Linked DNA regions of Mus musculus: region 2 is linked to region 1. A link is a loop called in an ENCODE intact Hi-C map of the cell type or tissue named here. Cell type or tissue: left cerebral cortex. All regions are shown on one strand.

Evidence for each region. Peaks named below come from ENCODE experiments on the same cell type or tissue, not always from the same donor. Only the 100,000 strongest peaks of a DNase experiment are listed, where the experiment ranks them.
Region 2: it touches region 1 in a loop (4-fold over the local background); 2 of 42 quality-filtered maps call a loop at or near these places.

The regions. Positions count from the first base shown.
Region 1 is chr7:57,479,421-57,487,420 of GRCm38, reverse strand. All of the region lies in intron 6 of Gabra5 (gamma-aminobutyric acid (GABA) A receptor, subunit alpha 5), which reads left to right. Among named protein-coding and RNA genes, the nearest start is that of Gabra5, 27 kb to the left of the region's middle. In left cerebral cortex, a CTCF peak has its summit at 4,284 (motif pointing right); a DNase peak (open chromatin) is centred at 4,273.
Region 2 is chr7:56,232,896-56,240,895 of GRCm38, reverse strand. Oca2 (oculocutaneous albinism II) reads right to left here and starts at 1,137. Exons shown (of 24, transcript NM_021879.3): 1 at 1,015-1,137. In left cerebral cortex, no CTCF peak of the experiment used is centred here; no DNase peak of the experiment used is centred here.

The DNA of each region.
Region 1 (8,000 bases):
ATCATTTTCAAGGTACAGACAACACACCTTTCCATTCTCGAAGAGTTGTGCTAGCCAAGCGCAGGCTAACACCTTCACGTTTAATGCTTGGAGCAAATGAGAATGGAGGAGTTTGGTAACCACCACAGGATCACAGAGCCATCAAAGGGCCAGCCACGATTTCAGCCATATCCATGCTGGATTCATCACAATTGACCACTGGAGCACAGCCACATTCTTACTGGATCTAGGAAAGTCCTATTAGTACAGCTTTCAAATACCGTGCCCAGAAGGAAGGTAAGCATGATGAGCTGCCTGTGGCAGTAATGAGTGGTTGTTTATGCAGAGTAAGGCTGCTAATGAGCTGCAAAGCTGATAATGAGTTTTATTTCTCTCGGTCTTCAACATTTGAGAAGTGAAATCGTTCTTGAAACTGCTGTGCATCTTAGTGTGCTAAAGCTGTCTCGGTTGGGTTTCTACTGCGGTGATAAACACAGAAAGCAAGGTGAGGAGGAAGGGACTCATTTCAGCTTATATTTCCGTGTACCAATCCATCACAGAAGGAAATCGGGACAGGAACTCAAGAGATGAACCGGGAGGCAAGAACTGGGTCAGAGGCCATGGGGGAGTGCTGTTCACTGGCTTACTGTCCACAGCCTTCTTAGTCTGCTTTCTTATGCAACCCCTGACTACCTTTCTGGGGTGGCATCCCCAATAGTGTGCTGGGCCCTCCTACAGCAATCACAAATCAAAACATTACCCCACAGACTTGCCTACAAAACAATCTTTTTTTTTTAAAAGGTTTTATTTTATTTATTTCACTAATATGAGTACACTGTTGCTGTCTTCAGACACACCAGAAGGGGACATGAGATCCCATTACAGATCATTATGAGCCACCACATGCTGGGAATTGAACTCAGGACCTTTGGAAGAACAGTCAATGCTCTTAACCGCTGAGCCATCTCTCCAGCCCCGCAAAACAATCTTCTCATTTTAAATTGCTTCTTTCCCAGTCTAAGTTTGTGTTAAGATAATAAAAACCAACCAGCATGTTACTGCTTTAGCAAAGACAAGGAATTGACAGTACAAATTACTGTCAACTCACAGAGCACATGCTGGCAAAGGAAGATCTGGTAACCTTCTGTCATGGCTATTTGGGGGCCTGTTGCATGTAATAATTATAAAATCAACTCATGCTGTTGCTGGCTACTCTCTGGCCTTGGCAGTCTCTTTGCCCCCATGGACTCCATGAGACAGCCACCCAACTTCTCTTGGTTCACTTGCCTCTGATCTGCCTCTGATCTTCCCAGCCATTTGCCACCTGTGGCTCACTATCACAAATTCCCTTAACTCAGTAAAATCAAAACTCTAGAGGCTTGTAATTTATCAGTCAGATTTATAATAGTAAATTCTCAACTCACAAAACCCCCATACAATGAACTCAGAGCCAATTGATATTGATACAAGCTGCCCATCTAGATTGGACAAACTGTCCTAAATTATTCTATTGCTTCTATGGTATTCATAGCTCCCTGTGGCTATTTCAAGTCATGTGGATCTGGTTCGTCTTCTTCCTCCATCTTCTCTGTCCTTCCATCTGTCTGTTCCCTGTTCTCTCTCTCTCTCCCCCTCTCTCTGAAACTCTCAGCTCTGCCTTTCTTTTTCATCGCCCAATCCCATACTCTAGTCTTATATTTCACCTGCCCGCACCTGAGTATCCTCAGCAATCCACAGGGGAGCAGCTTTTGTGGTCAGTACTGAGGTTACTCACCAGACCCGGCACTGTAGCTCAGATCTTGAATGTCCTTCCATGGCCAGTATGCTAAAGGATTAACTGTCTAAGCAGCAATATCGGGAAGAGGTGGAATCTTCAAGAGATGTAAAATAGTCTTCAAGTCAGGGGGTAGCTTTCCTCTTCCTCTCTTCAGCTCCAGAGAAGGAGAAATGTGGTGTGGCTCTGCCATACATTCCTGTCATTATGTTCTGTCTTGCAACAAGCCCATAACAATGGAGCCAACAGGTCGTTACTGCAATCTCCAAAACCATGAGCTGCAAAGACCCTTTTCTCTTTGTAAACTGATATTTTTCAGGCATTTGTTACAGGGACAGATAACAAATTAACACACCATATAAAACTAGTGTTTTTTTTCCTTGGTGCTGTGATTCCTATGTGTATCTACCCTGGGATTAACATAAAAAACATGCTGTAAACATCTGTACAGAAATGTATATTATGATATTGCTCATGACACCCAACCATATAATTTTACAATGGACATATTTTTAAAGTAAAATTTTGTCCCCAATCTTCTTTATCTAACTCAAAAGATGGGGTGTGGTAAAGGCATGGTGTCCTTTATACTCTAAGGCAGACCTAAAAATATTTAAAAACAATAGCCACTGTCTTATAAAATGAAGCTACCCCAGCATAGTAAAACCCAGTATAAACCAAAGAAGTCTCTGTGCTTCTATCCCTACCATGCTGCAGAAATCTTTTCAGTTAGCACTGAGATCTTTCAAGCCATTGTTGATGTAGTTTCCCCAAGTGCCTGCTATCTGACACATTTAAGAGGAGCAAATAGTTAGTGGAGGATCTGAAAACTATTTAGGGTTGCACCAGTGGCCCATTGTTTCCATGATCTAAAGACAAACTTCACCAGCAGCTCTAGGAAGCCTAAGGAGAGCCCCTGACATTTCTCATTATCTTTAAAAAGAAGTCACTTTTGGCTGTGAGTGTATCTCAGAGGAAAATTTGTGAGTTTAGCATGTATGAGACCCCAGGCTGCATTCCCAGCACCAACCAATGGGACACACAAGGAACCCAATGATAAATTCAGAGACTTACAATGTTGTTTTAAGGATTTTTTTTAGTAAACCCATTGTAAATGGAAAGTGTCCTGAGTTGAAGATGACTTTCTTTCCCTCAGGCTGCTGGACAAGGTTTGTCGTGGCATCTTACATGTTTTTGATATTTTCCCACAAGCACAAGGCTCCTGTGAACATAGCTCTCTGTCACTCCAGAGATTTATATTATATATTATATTATATATTTTATAGATTTATATTATACATTTATAGCTAGAAAAATTAACTGAACACTAAAATGTGTGTGCATATGCAAATGTAAACATCTCTACATAATCATGGTTCAACAAGTTCAGACTGCAGTATGCTAAGCCAGAAGAGGACTAATATAAAATTCAAAATATTGCTTCTCCTGAGTGTCTCACTTTCATAACCTCTTCCTGTCAAATCTGCAAATCAAACATGGGAAGTTAGAGACTGTAACCAATGACTTCTGCTAGGACACCTCCGGCACACACCCTCCCAAGAGCTGTGTACCCAGCACTGATGTGTAGGTCAATTCTAAGGAAGCCTCCACAGAGATGCTCAAAGCCTTTCTACCTAGGATCATGGAACTGAGTGATAATGTCTCCAAAGACCTGCTGATGCTCTCCAAGAGTGTTGCTATGACCAGCTCATGTAATTGCTTTTTATTTTCTGGGTGGAACTTTCTGACATCACTGCATGGAAGGTGAGCTTGGAGGCCCTCTGGGCAAGCCCCTAAAGCTCAGGGTGTGGCCTCAACCTGTGATTTGATGTATCTTATAAGTAGCTCACTTGGCTACCAATTGCTGCTTTTCCTTTTCCCTTCCCCTGCACCCTCTGAACACTCGTGCTCTGAAAGATAATGCAGTAAGCATGACCTCAGGGAACACAGCACTGAATAAAGGGCTCCTGGCTGAAGTTGTTAGTCTGTTGGGCAAAAAACCACCAAAGGCAAGAAAAGGAGTAATAGGAGAAGGCCTGCAGCACCAGAGTCCTGACTATGTCAGGAACCAGAAGCTCTTCCACCTAGGATCCTTTCTTGCCTGTGCTACAAAAGACCTGGGCAGGAACTCTGGATTATTGACAGTTTTACCATTGTATCAAAGCACATAGCGGAACAGCAGCTACCAGCACTGTCTGCATCAAGTGCCTCTCCAGTTTCCCTCCACTCAGTGAGTTTGCCCTCTGCTATTTTACTTTGAAGACAGCATATTTCAAAACAAAAACAAAACTATTGTATTACTCTTTTAAAAAATTTAGTAGCATATATTAATTATGCAAAATAATAGCTTTTATTGTGACATTTTCATAATACATATAATGTATTTTGACCACACTCACCTCTGTCACTGTCTGTTTTTTTCTTTTTTTTTTTTTTTTTTAATCTCTTCTAGTACAGTAAGAACTTTAGGTCTTAAGACTTTTTGTTGAGAATGATGGTAGAATAAATATGCCCACTGGAGGGCAGTATATTCATAGTTCAACTCAAAGATTGGCATCATCCTTTGGTTATAGTGTGACATAAGGGAACTACACACTTTATAAATATCTGACTTATGGGTAATGTATTTGAACAGTATTATACCATTTATAGCTAGAAAATTTTAACTGGACAGTTACATGTGTGTATGCATATGCAGATGTAAACATCTGCACATAATATAACCCAGTGTCTATGGATTCTGGGACTGGGGAGATGGTTTAGTGGTACAGTGCTTTCTTTACAAGAATGAGGACTTGACTTCAGATCACAATATGCAAAAAAAGCTCAGATGTAAAGGGCCTTGTCCCACATCTAATCCCGGCACTGCAAAGCAAAGATAGGAGGACCCTGGGCTCAACTGTGAGACAGGCTTGGCAATCAGTGAACTTACATTCAGTTGAGAGACACTGTCTAAAAGGAGTAACTGTCCCCCCAACACACACACTTAAACCAGACCAAAGCAAAACAAACAAACAAATCACCTTATAAACTAGGGGCTGTAGAGTTGGATCAGTGGTTAAAAGCACATGTCATTCTTCCAGAGGACCTGAGTTCAATTCACAGAACCCACATCCACCTGGGACTTCAGTCCCAGGAGATCTCAGACCCTCTTCTGACCTCTGGCATCAGTAATATATGTGGTACACAGACATATGCAGGCAAAGCACTCATATGCATAATATAAAAAATATGAAATAACACATGTATTTGAGAAGCACAAGGCATTATAGTAGAACACAGAGTCAAAATTAATATTTAAGAGGGTAGAATGTATTATGTGTCTGTGTGTCTAACATACAGTGTATGTTTAACACACACACACACACACACACACACACACACACACACAGGTCTCCTACAGATTTTTTCTTCAAAATCTATTTTGTTCTATAATGTAACATACATTGGAAACCGTTTATGTGTCTTAAACATATTTATGTGACTTAAAAATTTCAGAATAAGCAGTTTACTCTGAAACTCTGACACATTGTGTTCCATTATAGTTATTTCACCTTCATGCATCTGTACAAAGTTCATGATACTTCAAATTTCTATTTATGATAAAATATACTTTGGACTAATTCCAGAAATTGGACAAAAGGTAAGCGAACATTTTGAAGTTGTTCTCTAGGGAGTCTGCTGTCATCATTCCCACCAACTTTAAAAGTAGTGATTTCTTTAATTACTTCCTCCCATACTCTATATGTGAAGGTGAAGTGGCAGTCTTTCCATGAGATGCATTAGCAACCAGTCTGTTTTTTAAAACTTGCAAGCAGTCACTCATTATACAGTCTAATAGCATCACCTCTCTTCTTCCGTTCTTTCCCGTAAGGTTCAGAGAAGCCCCCTTTTCACTGATTGATTTCAATGCACTCATTTCGGAGCCTGGGGTCTGGAGCCTGGCATGCATCTCTTTGCTCTTATTTGCCTGTTTTCTCCAAGTTCACTGTAGACCTGTAATCATCATTACTCAACTCCCCACTCATTGGCTCCTAGCCCTCCTAGACATGATTCTGAAGCTTGCTCCTCTGGCTAGTCTGCTCCAACTACCTCACCTTTTTGCACTCTGGGCTTTCAACATGCTGAGTAGCACACTGTTAGTTTAGCCAGGGCTCCATGTTTAACACCTTTGAAAGGGGCCTATCACACAGCCCAGATCACACACAGTTAAAAAAAAAACAAAAACAAAACCCAAAAAACAAAAACCAAAGAAACAAATCAAACCCCATAAACAAAATAGCAACAGTAACAACAAATACACCTGCACCAAACATGATTTTTCTGGACGTTAGAACACAACACAACACAGCCGTTATTTACCTAGTTTCACATTGTGCTTTGTATGAGAAGTCGCCTGTAGGTGACATAAAGTCTACCAGAAAGATATGCAGCAAAGTGTGTCTTGTAAGTTCTCTTGTTTTTAGCTTATGAAATCATGTGCTTCATTATGATGTTTTCATCCATACATCATGGTATTTATTGCCTGCCCTTATGTGTCATCTAACTCTCCTCCTATTTCACCCTCACTTGTCCTCTTCCTCCTCGCAAATATTCCCCATTCTGCCTTTATGTACATGTGTGCGGCATGTACAGACGGTTAAATCTGTATCCAGCATATGAAAGACAACTTCTGTCTCTCTCTCATACCCAAGTATCATTTCGTGTCTCCCCACCTCCCCTTTTCCAATCTTTTATTTCATAGTTCCTCTTCTTTTTTTTTAATTAGGTATTTATTTCATTTACATTTCCAATGCTATCCCAAAAGTCCCCCACACACTCCCCCACCGACTCCCCCACCCATCCACTCCCACTTCTTGGCCCTGGCGTTCCCCTGTTCTGAGGCAGATAAAGTTTGCAAGTCCAATGGGCCTCTCTTTCCACTGATGGCCGACTAGGCCATCTTCTGATACATATGCAGCTAGAAACACGAGCTCTGGGGGTTACTGGTTTAGTTCATATTGTTGTTCCACCTATAGGGTTGCAGTTGCCTTTAGCTCCTTGGTTACTTTCTATAGCTCCTCCATTGGGGGACCTGTGATCCATCCAATAGCTGACTGTGAGCATCCACTTTTGTGTTTGCTAGGCCCCGGCATAGTCTCACAAAAGACAGCTATATCTGGGTCCTTTCAGCAAAATCTTGCTAGTGTATGCAATGGTGTCAGCGTTTGGAAGCTGATTATGGGATGGATCCCTGGATATGGCAGTCTTTAGATGGTCCATCCTTTTGTCTCAGCTCCAAACTTTGTCTCTGTAACTCCTTCCATGGGTGTTTTGTTCCCAATTCTAAGAAGGGGCAAAGTGTCCACACTTTGGTCTTCTTTCTTCTTGAGTTTCATGTGTTTAGCAAATTGTATCTTATATCTTGGGTATTCTAAGTTTCTGGGCTAATATCCACTTATCAGTGAGTACATATTATGTGAGTTCTTTTGTGATTGGGTTACCTCACTCAGGATGATGCCCTCCAGGTCCATCCATTTGCCTAGGAATTTCATAAATTCATTCTTTTTAATAGCTGAGTAGTACTCCATTGTGTAAATGTACCATATTTTCTGTATCCATTCCTCTGTTGAGGGGCATCTGGGTTCTTTCCAGCTTCTGGCTATTATAAATAAGGCTGCTATGAACATAGTGGAGCATGTGTCCTTCTACCTGTTGGAACATCTTCTGGCTATATGCCCAGGAGAGGCATTGCAGGATCCTCCGGTAGCACTATGTCCAATTTTCTGAGGAACAGCCAGACTGATTTCCAGAGTAAGGATTGGGGAGGGTCTGTGAGACCCCACTGACAGCTCAAAGGTACTTGGCACTTAGCTTTTTACTTCACAGTCTGTGGTTTCTGAGAAAGGCACTGCCACCACCCCTCATTATAGGCTAACTCCAACTAAACACCTTTTATATATTTAGACATATATTTCAGGAAGATTTCACTATAGTAGCCTTCCATATGGCACATTCAATGGTCTTTATTGTTAGTCATCCTTCCCCCTACTCTTCTACTCTACCCTCCCATCCAGCAGCCCACTTAACTCTTCCTATGCAATCCTTCTCTCTTCATACCTCCTGGGTTTTATTTCCTTTTCATTAATGTCTGCCAGTAGCCTCATGCTGTTTTCTGTGTTCTACGGAGATGCCAGTTTAGACACGTATATCCAAATAACCAAATCTAGCATCCACACATGAGAGGGAATGCTCAGCAATTGTCCCT
Region 2 (8,000 bases), 1.2 Mb after region 1:
TTTTGTTTTTGTTTTGGTGAGCTCTCATTTCTTGCCCCCTACCACCTAACCCACACCACATACACTGGCCAAAATTCCATTGCTGGTCTCCCATGGCAGTCAAGGCTGCTCTCCTCTCAATAGTAGTTGCTCATGGCCTTAGAACTCAGCTAACTGAATCATGAGGTTGGGGGTGTCAAGAAAACGTATGCTCCTGAGTCAGTCCTAATTTATACCCAGTGTGAACAACTGCACTCAAACCTTTGTAAACACAGTCAGAAACACCTTCCTGCCATGTGAGCTTCCCTCTGTTGTCAGCTCGAATCCCCAAAGCTTTCACAGGAGAGTTGGTACCACCAGCTACACTGGTGCTCATAGACACCCAGCCTTAGCGAGCCTTGTTGCCTGTCCAGATCAGGCACCAGCCATCAGGCAAACCCCAGGGAGTGGCATCTTCATGGCAGTTCCAGTGAGCAGCTGCCCTTCAAAACTATTAGCCCAAATGTAGGCTTTGTAGAATTGTCACATTGATTTAAACAGTGATTCTCAACTTCACTGCAGGTTAAAGACACCGAGAACGCTTTACAAGCCAGAGGCTCCAGGGCTCTGACTTCCCAAAGACGTCCACTCACTCAGACTCCTGTGCTTAATACCCATGCTATGGAAAAGAGTGGGCTATATGAATTCCCGTTTATTTCCCTGTGTGTGTGAATAGACAAGAAGCATTAGCCTCGAGGGATTTAACGTTTTCACTTCACTGAGTTTCATTTCAACAAAATGCCTAAAGGCCAGGCTCTTATTTCTAAGTTCCCTTCCACACTCCCCGTTGTCCTGGGACACAGCCTCCCAGGGATATCAAAAGTTGCTGGTGCTACTAGTAGTATTACTGCCGTGGCTCGGCACTCGATTAAAATCAGAAATGCTCATACAAACTGTTCAATCACATTATCTACACATTTTCAATATAGGCTTGTTACCCTACTAGCTTCCCAGAGAAAGAGGTTACTACCTCCTGACTCCCAACCACCATTTTACCTGATGACTCGCTGATCTCTCTCCAGCAGTGAAGTCTAGTGTCCAGATCCAAAGGCTCTGAGTCGTGGATGGAGCACAACCCTGGTGTAAGATTTCTCAGCAGGCACTTGCAGCCCCAGAGGGAGGGTTGGATAGCTTGTGCTCCTCACTGCACCCTGTGCTGGCCACGCCCACAGACCTTCACAAAGTTGAAAGGCTCAGTGGCTCCAGCCCCCTCTTGAGAATGGTCCAGCAGCATGCAGGAGCCTCAGCTGGAAAACAGAGAGCCTTGCTGTAGAAGCCAGGCTTTTGGAAAATTCCAGCCATGTGTAGCAAGCTCAAGCCTTCATAGGTGGCATAGGACGTGGCAGATTTTACCTTAAGGCAAGAACTGAGGAAATATAAATTGTTCTGCATTGTAAGAACTGTCTACTGAAGAGGATAAACTTTCTCATTATCTTGTTCTCCTCCAACTCAGGAGTGTGGCCAAGGTTACATCCAAGGAAAGCTCCATCATACCACACACCCATGACCATGAATAAATACGCAAAGACTGCTCACAGAAATGATAAATTACATGGAAATACACAAACTGTACAAATACCCAAAAGCCCATATAGAAGGAAGGATATGCAGTTATAAACACAACATGCACAGACCCAAAACACTCATGAAGTACATACACAAAGAGAGAGACACACACAGGTACAGAAGCAGGCACATAAGACATATCATACATGCAGACATGAACTACAGGATGACACAGTGCCCAGAATCCAGCAGTCCCCAGTGCCTCCATACAGATTAGCAAAGGGTTAAAGTAGTCACTGTAACAGCCAAGGGAGCTGCTTTCCACTCCCCCATCATTCACAGACTTTTAAATTTTTAAACTATTTTGTATGAGTGTGTGTGTGTGTGTGTGTGTGTGTGTGTGTGTGTGTGTGTGTGTGTTCATGCATGCCACAGGAGACAACTCGCGGGAGTTACTTTTCTCCTTCTAGCGTGTGGTTTCCAGTGACCAAAGTCAGGTCACTGGGTTCCGCAGCAAGTGCCTTTACTTGCTGAGCCATTTTGCTCAACCCCCCCCCGCCCCCATTTATAGATTTTTGGGGAGTTTCTATAAGTGAGCCTGCCAAAGACTCAGCCAAGCCTTATCAGGTGCCTTTCAGACTTAACAAGGTCTACTTCTGAGGTCTTCCTTGGATCTAGCCGCTGGTAGGGTAGCCCTTTCTCCAACTTCTCTACCTACCAACCTGATAAGAAACGTTGTATGTGGATATCTTCTTTGTATATAGAATTGGCCTGAAGCAGCACACATAGGTGCACTACCAGCAGGTGCCATGCACTACATAAGAATGGCTGGGGCGCTGAGGCTCTTGGCTCTGTCCACAAAGTAATAGCACAAAAAAGGCTTCTTATAAGAGGAAGTTAGTAGTCTCCTGGGCAGAATCGTTTATCCCTGGAGCATAGCTATTGCTAGGAATATTTAGTTTTTAAAATATTCAGAGGTTTATTTGTGTGTGTGTGTGTGTGTGTGTGTGTGTGTCCACAGAAGCTAGAAGAGGGTGTTAGATGCCCAGAAGCTAGAATTATAGGTGATTATTAGCTGCCTAACATGGATGCTGGGAACCAAGGATGACTCCCCTGGAAGAATAGCAAGTACTCTTGACCACTGAGCCCCTACATTTTTAACTTTTATTTTTTTAATAGTGTTTCTTTATTCTTTGACAAGTCACACAACATATCTTGATCCTATCCAAATCATCATCACCCACAGTCATCCCCAAAATATCTTTTTGCCTATCCATATCTTTCCTTTTGTTTATTTTTATAACCCACTGAGTTCAGTTTGTATTGCCTGCTGATCTTGTACAGGTAGGCCTTCGGATGCAACCACAGCTGCCATGGGGTCATGAACACAGCAGGTAAGTCACATCAAAAAGACAGCTCTCCTCCCCAGTTTCCAACTCATACAGTGTTCTATACCCTCTCATGCAAGATTCTTTGTGCCTTGGGGTGGGGGTGGGGTGATGTAGATGCTTCATTCAGGGCTGGGTACCCATAGTCACTCATTCTCAGCCTTTTAACCAGTTGTGAGTCATTGTATTACCTGTTGCCCACTTCAGAAGCAGTTTCTCCAGCCAAGGTTGAGAGTGCTACTAGATGTTAGTAAGACACAAGCTTTAAAGCAAAGCACACTACTCAGTGATGGATGTATCCAAGGGCTGCTCACTCAGCAGGGACAACTGTGGCACACGAACACTGATACCCCAGTTCCATACAAAGGAGAGCCCAAGCTTGTGATCACTCACCCTGTGAAGTTTGTAGATGATGTCTCAAGTCAGACTACCTATGTATCAAGGGTGGGCGTGGCTCATGACCACAGTGGATCACAACCTGGTTGTGGGACAAAAAACACGGGGAACCTGTCATAAGGAGGATTTGTAAACGTTAATAGTGCAGGCATTGCCAAATATCAGGTTCCCAGTTTATGTGGCTGACAACTATCTGTAGTGGACTCCATTTGCCAACTCTAGGGATGGCTACATGGCTTTAACCCTGAAGAAAATCCTACCCTTGCCTTGGACTGGCTTAGACAATCAGATCTTCATGTCCTATAACAGGTCCTACACCTGAGACCTCTGGGAAAGAGATGTTGGAACAATGAGGCCCCCACAAAATAGGACAAACACCTCTGTGATCCAATGAAGGCACCCTTCTTTTCTTGCTCTTAATAGTCATGAGAACCACGGGGACCTTAGCACCTATCTACATGGGGGAACCTGTCAGAATAAATGGCCAGCCAAATGCCTATGGCCACCAAAATATGTTGGCAAAAACAGCCAGAAGAAGCCAAAGATGACTTCCATAGTGGTGGCTGAGTATAGAGTATGTGACTTACATCTTTCACAACAGAATTCAGGTATCACAGTTGCCTCCGTATAGCTGTAGGAAGAGTAGAGGTTATCCTAAGAACATCTAGGAGGTCTAGTGTGCTCTTCATTCTGTACTGCCCAAGGCACATGGAAGTCACCTCTGCAGACAGAAACTAGCCAGAATGAGGCTCCTGAGAGTTCCTGGAAAGTAGCCCCACTCCCTGGCCCACCATCCCTTCCAACGTTCAGCCTCCCATCCCTGGCCTGGCCACCCAACCTTAAGCCTCACAAGCCTACAACTACCCCAGGGTGGCTGGTGGATGTTTCATCCTGTGCAAGTCCAAGAGTTCACACGAACCACTGACCCTGAAATCAAAGGCCCCTTAGGGCTGCTTTGTCAGAAGTAGTAACCCTGTATCCCTATTTCTACAGCCCAGGGGGAAGAGAGGAACCCCCTGACTGCAAGGTCTGATCCCAAGATCCAGAGCTGACTTACTGCCTTGTTCTCAAGTGGAAAGGATGTTACCTAAGCCGTGAGGTCTTAGTGAGAAGAGAAATGCTGAGGCAGAGATCACTGCTATGAAGTCTTTTCCAATTTAAAGAAGAAAAAAAAGTTAAGGGTTAATCAGCTTATGTGAATGCCAAAGCATGAGCTTTTCAAAGGAGACTGGTGAGGGATCACAAGATCCCCAAGCCACAAGGCCAACTTATACTCCCAGGAATCTCACACTCACGGGTTGCCCAGGCTGCTCTGGTGGATTAATCCTCGTGGACAGTGTGTTCTATGGATGAAGTGAGGCCCAGTACATTGCTCAGGCCTGGGTGCCTTTGCAGTCTCAGGGAGCCTGTCAGCTCCACTAACTGAATTCAGAGCAATTCAAAGGGGGATTTCACAAAGAGCTCAAGCATTTCAAAAGAGGAATTTGACATGCCACAGACCTCTCTCCTTCAAAGGAATGTGTTTGTAAATCAAATAGCATACCCACCCGCACATGGACTTGGGGAGCTCTCTCTGGAAGTCCTAGACTTTTAATTAAGCCTGTGTGTGGTACCTACCCACCGTGGACAGTCAGTGTAACCACAGACTGGGCACACACCTCACCGATTGAAACAAACCTATCCAGGCAACATTACATTCATTGAACATTATATAAGCCAGCTATCTCTACTACAAAACCTCTTGTTCAGACAAAGCCTGGGTTAAATACAGCCACTGGTAGATTAAAACAAAACACTATTCATTCTTTGATAACTTCATATGTGAATACAACATGTTTTTTTACCATATAACTCCAAGTGTCCCATACATTTTAATAAACTATTTTGTGTGTATATGCATTTGTTCATGCATCTACAGGATGGGTGTAGCTAGACAAGGACTTGCAGAAGCCAGTTTTCTCCCACTATGTGGCACCCAGTGATCAAAATCAGGTCATTGGATGTGGCAGCAAATGCCTTTACCAGCTGAGTCTTTCACTTACCCCCATTCCTAAATTCTGAGGTAGCTTCCATAAGTAAACCTGCCAGACAGGCTCAGTGGCCTTCCAAGCCAGTAAGGTCAACTTCTGAAGTCTTGCTTGGATCAGGCCTCTGGAGGGAAAAGCTCCCACCCACTTCTCTAGTCAGAACTAGTATGAAACTTCCTACACCTATAGTTCTTAGCGTTGCCTTGGCCAAGTCTTGGAGGAAAGGCAGCTTACCCGCTGGGGACACTAGGAGTCCCCCATGCAAGGAAACCAGCTGCTAACAGGCATCACCATGGTGAAGTATATGAGGCATTGGCAGGCCTTAAACTTGGTTTGCTGCTAAGAGTTCATGTGTTAGAAGCTGAGTTTTCAATGGGCAATGTTAGAAATGAAAGGAATTGAGAGGCAAAGCTTGGTGGAAGGCTCTAAGGTCACACTTGTCGTGTCCGCAGAAGAGATTTTGGCAAGAGGCTTTCTATGAAAGGCCAACCAACCCTTCCTTGGCTCTCACCTTGAGAAGTAATCTTCCACATACATGCGCGTGCCTGCCATTGTGATACTGCCATGAAGTCATCATCAGAGCTAAGCAGAGTAGAATGATCTCCTACTCCCTATCTTCCTTCCCACTCTCTTTTGAGGTCGGCTCTGCTGTGTGTTCCCTCTGGGTTGGTCAGTCATGACTTTTACCGTCTTAATTTGGGGAGGTCTGTTCAGGTGCACGAGACCCTTAAGAGATCCAGCCTAGTAACTTTCCCCCCTGAGGAAAGAGGGAAGGTGCATGGGGCTCTCAAGAGACTCACGGGTCTCCCAGGACTCACAGTGCCGAGGAAGCTCATGGGGCTCACAAGCCTTCACCAATAGTCTCAGAAACCACTCACCATTCTGAAGTGGTATTGTAATAATCCATGCAACAAAAATACAGACAACCATGCTGATTCAAAGGATAGTAGTCCTTTATTGGTCAGTGACCAAAAACATGCACGTGCCTCAGTTTCTTGGTGCCAAAGCTTAGAGGGTACAGGCTTTTTAAAGACAAAAAAGTACAAAGAACATAATTTCTATCAACATTAGATGAGGATCAGAGTAAACCTCAAAACATTCATTTCTGGCAGACCGTAGTAGTTATTTCAAACATGACATGACATCTATTTTTTGACTTAATACCATCTTTAGTTATTTTAGTTGATGTTAAGATTGCATAAACATTACTTACTTTGGTTAATACCCTTGAACCATAGTCAAGGCCATGGAAATCTCAAATGTGTTGCCAAGGTATATGTAACAGTTGTGGGGGCAAAAAGCTGAGAACTGCCTAAGCAAACACAAAATAGAGTCAGGACAAGATGGTGTTACCTCAGTTACTTCAATATATGAGATGAACAATTAACAGGAGGGAACTCTTCAGTAGTGTAGCTGCCTAAAACTTATTCAGAAGATACTTCAGTCCCCAAATCAATCCTTACTTGCTAAGAATGGACCTTTTGGAATCCTGGACATACAATCATGGAATGCACTATACGGAAGGTTGTAAGATACAGAAAAAGCAGGCTGGGACTGAGGTAGAAGTTCCTTATTGGCTGGCATTTGTAGCTCCAAAAGGTGCCATGGAGGCCACAGGAAAATGGTCACCAATGGTCGAGCTTGGCCATGGACCCTTGCATATTACACTGCTGGCATGCCTTGCAAGTTGCTCCTGCTGCTGCAATTTAGAACACCTGTTACTTTCCAACTGTATTTAAAGTCAGCACCAGAGGAGGCACTCGTGTTTGGCACCATAAACGTGAGGTAGGGAAACCAATACCCTGTAAGGTGGCTACAGCTATTGTTTTGTTAAATAGGTCTAACGTGTTTATCAAATTATTTTCTAAGCATTAGCATTTGTGTCCATAGATGACTCAGCTGTAGTGGAAGGCAACACCTTACAGTAACTGGTGGCAGTTACCGCATATGCTTTTATGAAATCAAATGCTAAGGGTATCTGTTGTTGTAGTCTGTACTGTTGCTGTAGCATAGCAGCCCAATGTCCAGTCGTAAATGGAAGAAAACCATCTGATCATTCCATTCCCATCCAGACTCACCTACAGAAGAGAGGATAGAAATAATGTAAGAGCTGGAGGAAGATGGTATGTAATGTATGTCTTCTTCAGGTTGAACACAACCATTGCCCTCCTGAGATGAAGAAGACTATTAATATCCACTCACGGATAGCTGGAGAGGGCTCAGGAGGCTCACAGTGCTGACAAGATCCTCATGAAGTCTCTGTCTTCTATGAGGTTATAGAAGAGGTCAACCGTTGACTGGGAAGAGGGACTCTTCGGTAGTGTGCCTGCCTCTTAAGATGCCCAGGTGTGATGACTATTCTTGGTTGTCATTTTGACCCATCCGGGAAGTAGAGCCCTCAATGGGCAACTGCCTCCATCAGATTGACCTATGGACATGTCTGTGGGGCATTTTCTTGATTGCTGATTGATGCAAGAGGGCCCAGTGCACTTCAAGTCAGTACCATCCCTAAGCAGGTGAAAGGCAACTGAATGTGAGCCTGAGAACAGGCCTCAGCTTCCCTATAACGATGGATCTGTAAGATGAGGTCAGACCTTTGCTCTCCAACTTGTTTTTGATCAGAGTAATTTATCAGAAAGAGAACTAGAACAGCAGGAGATTCACA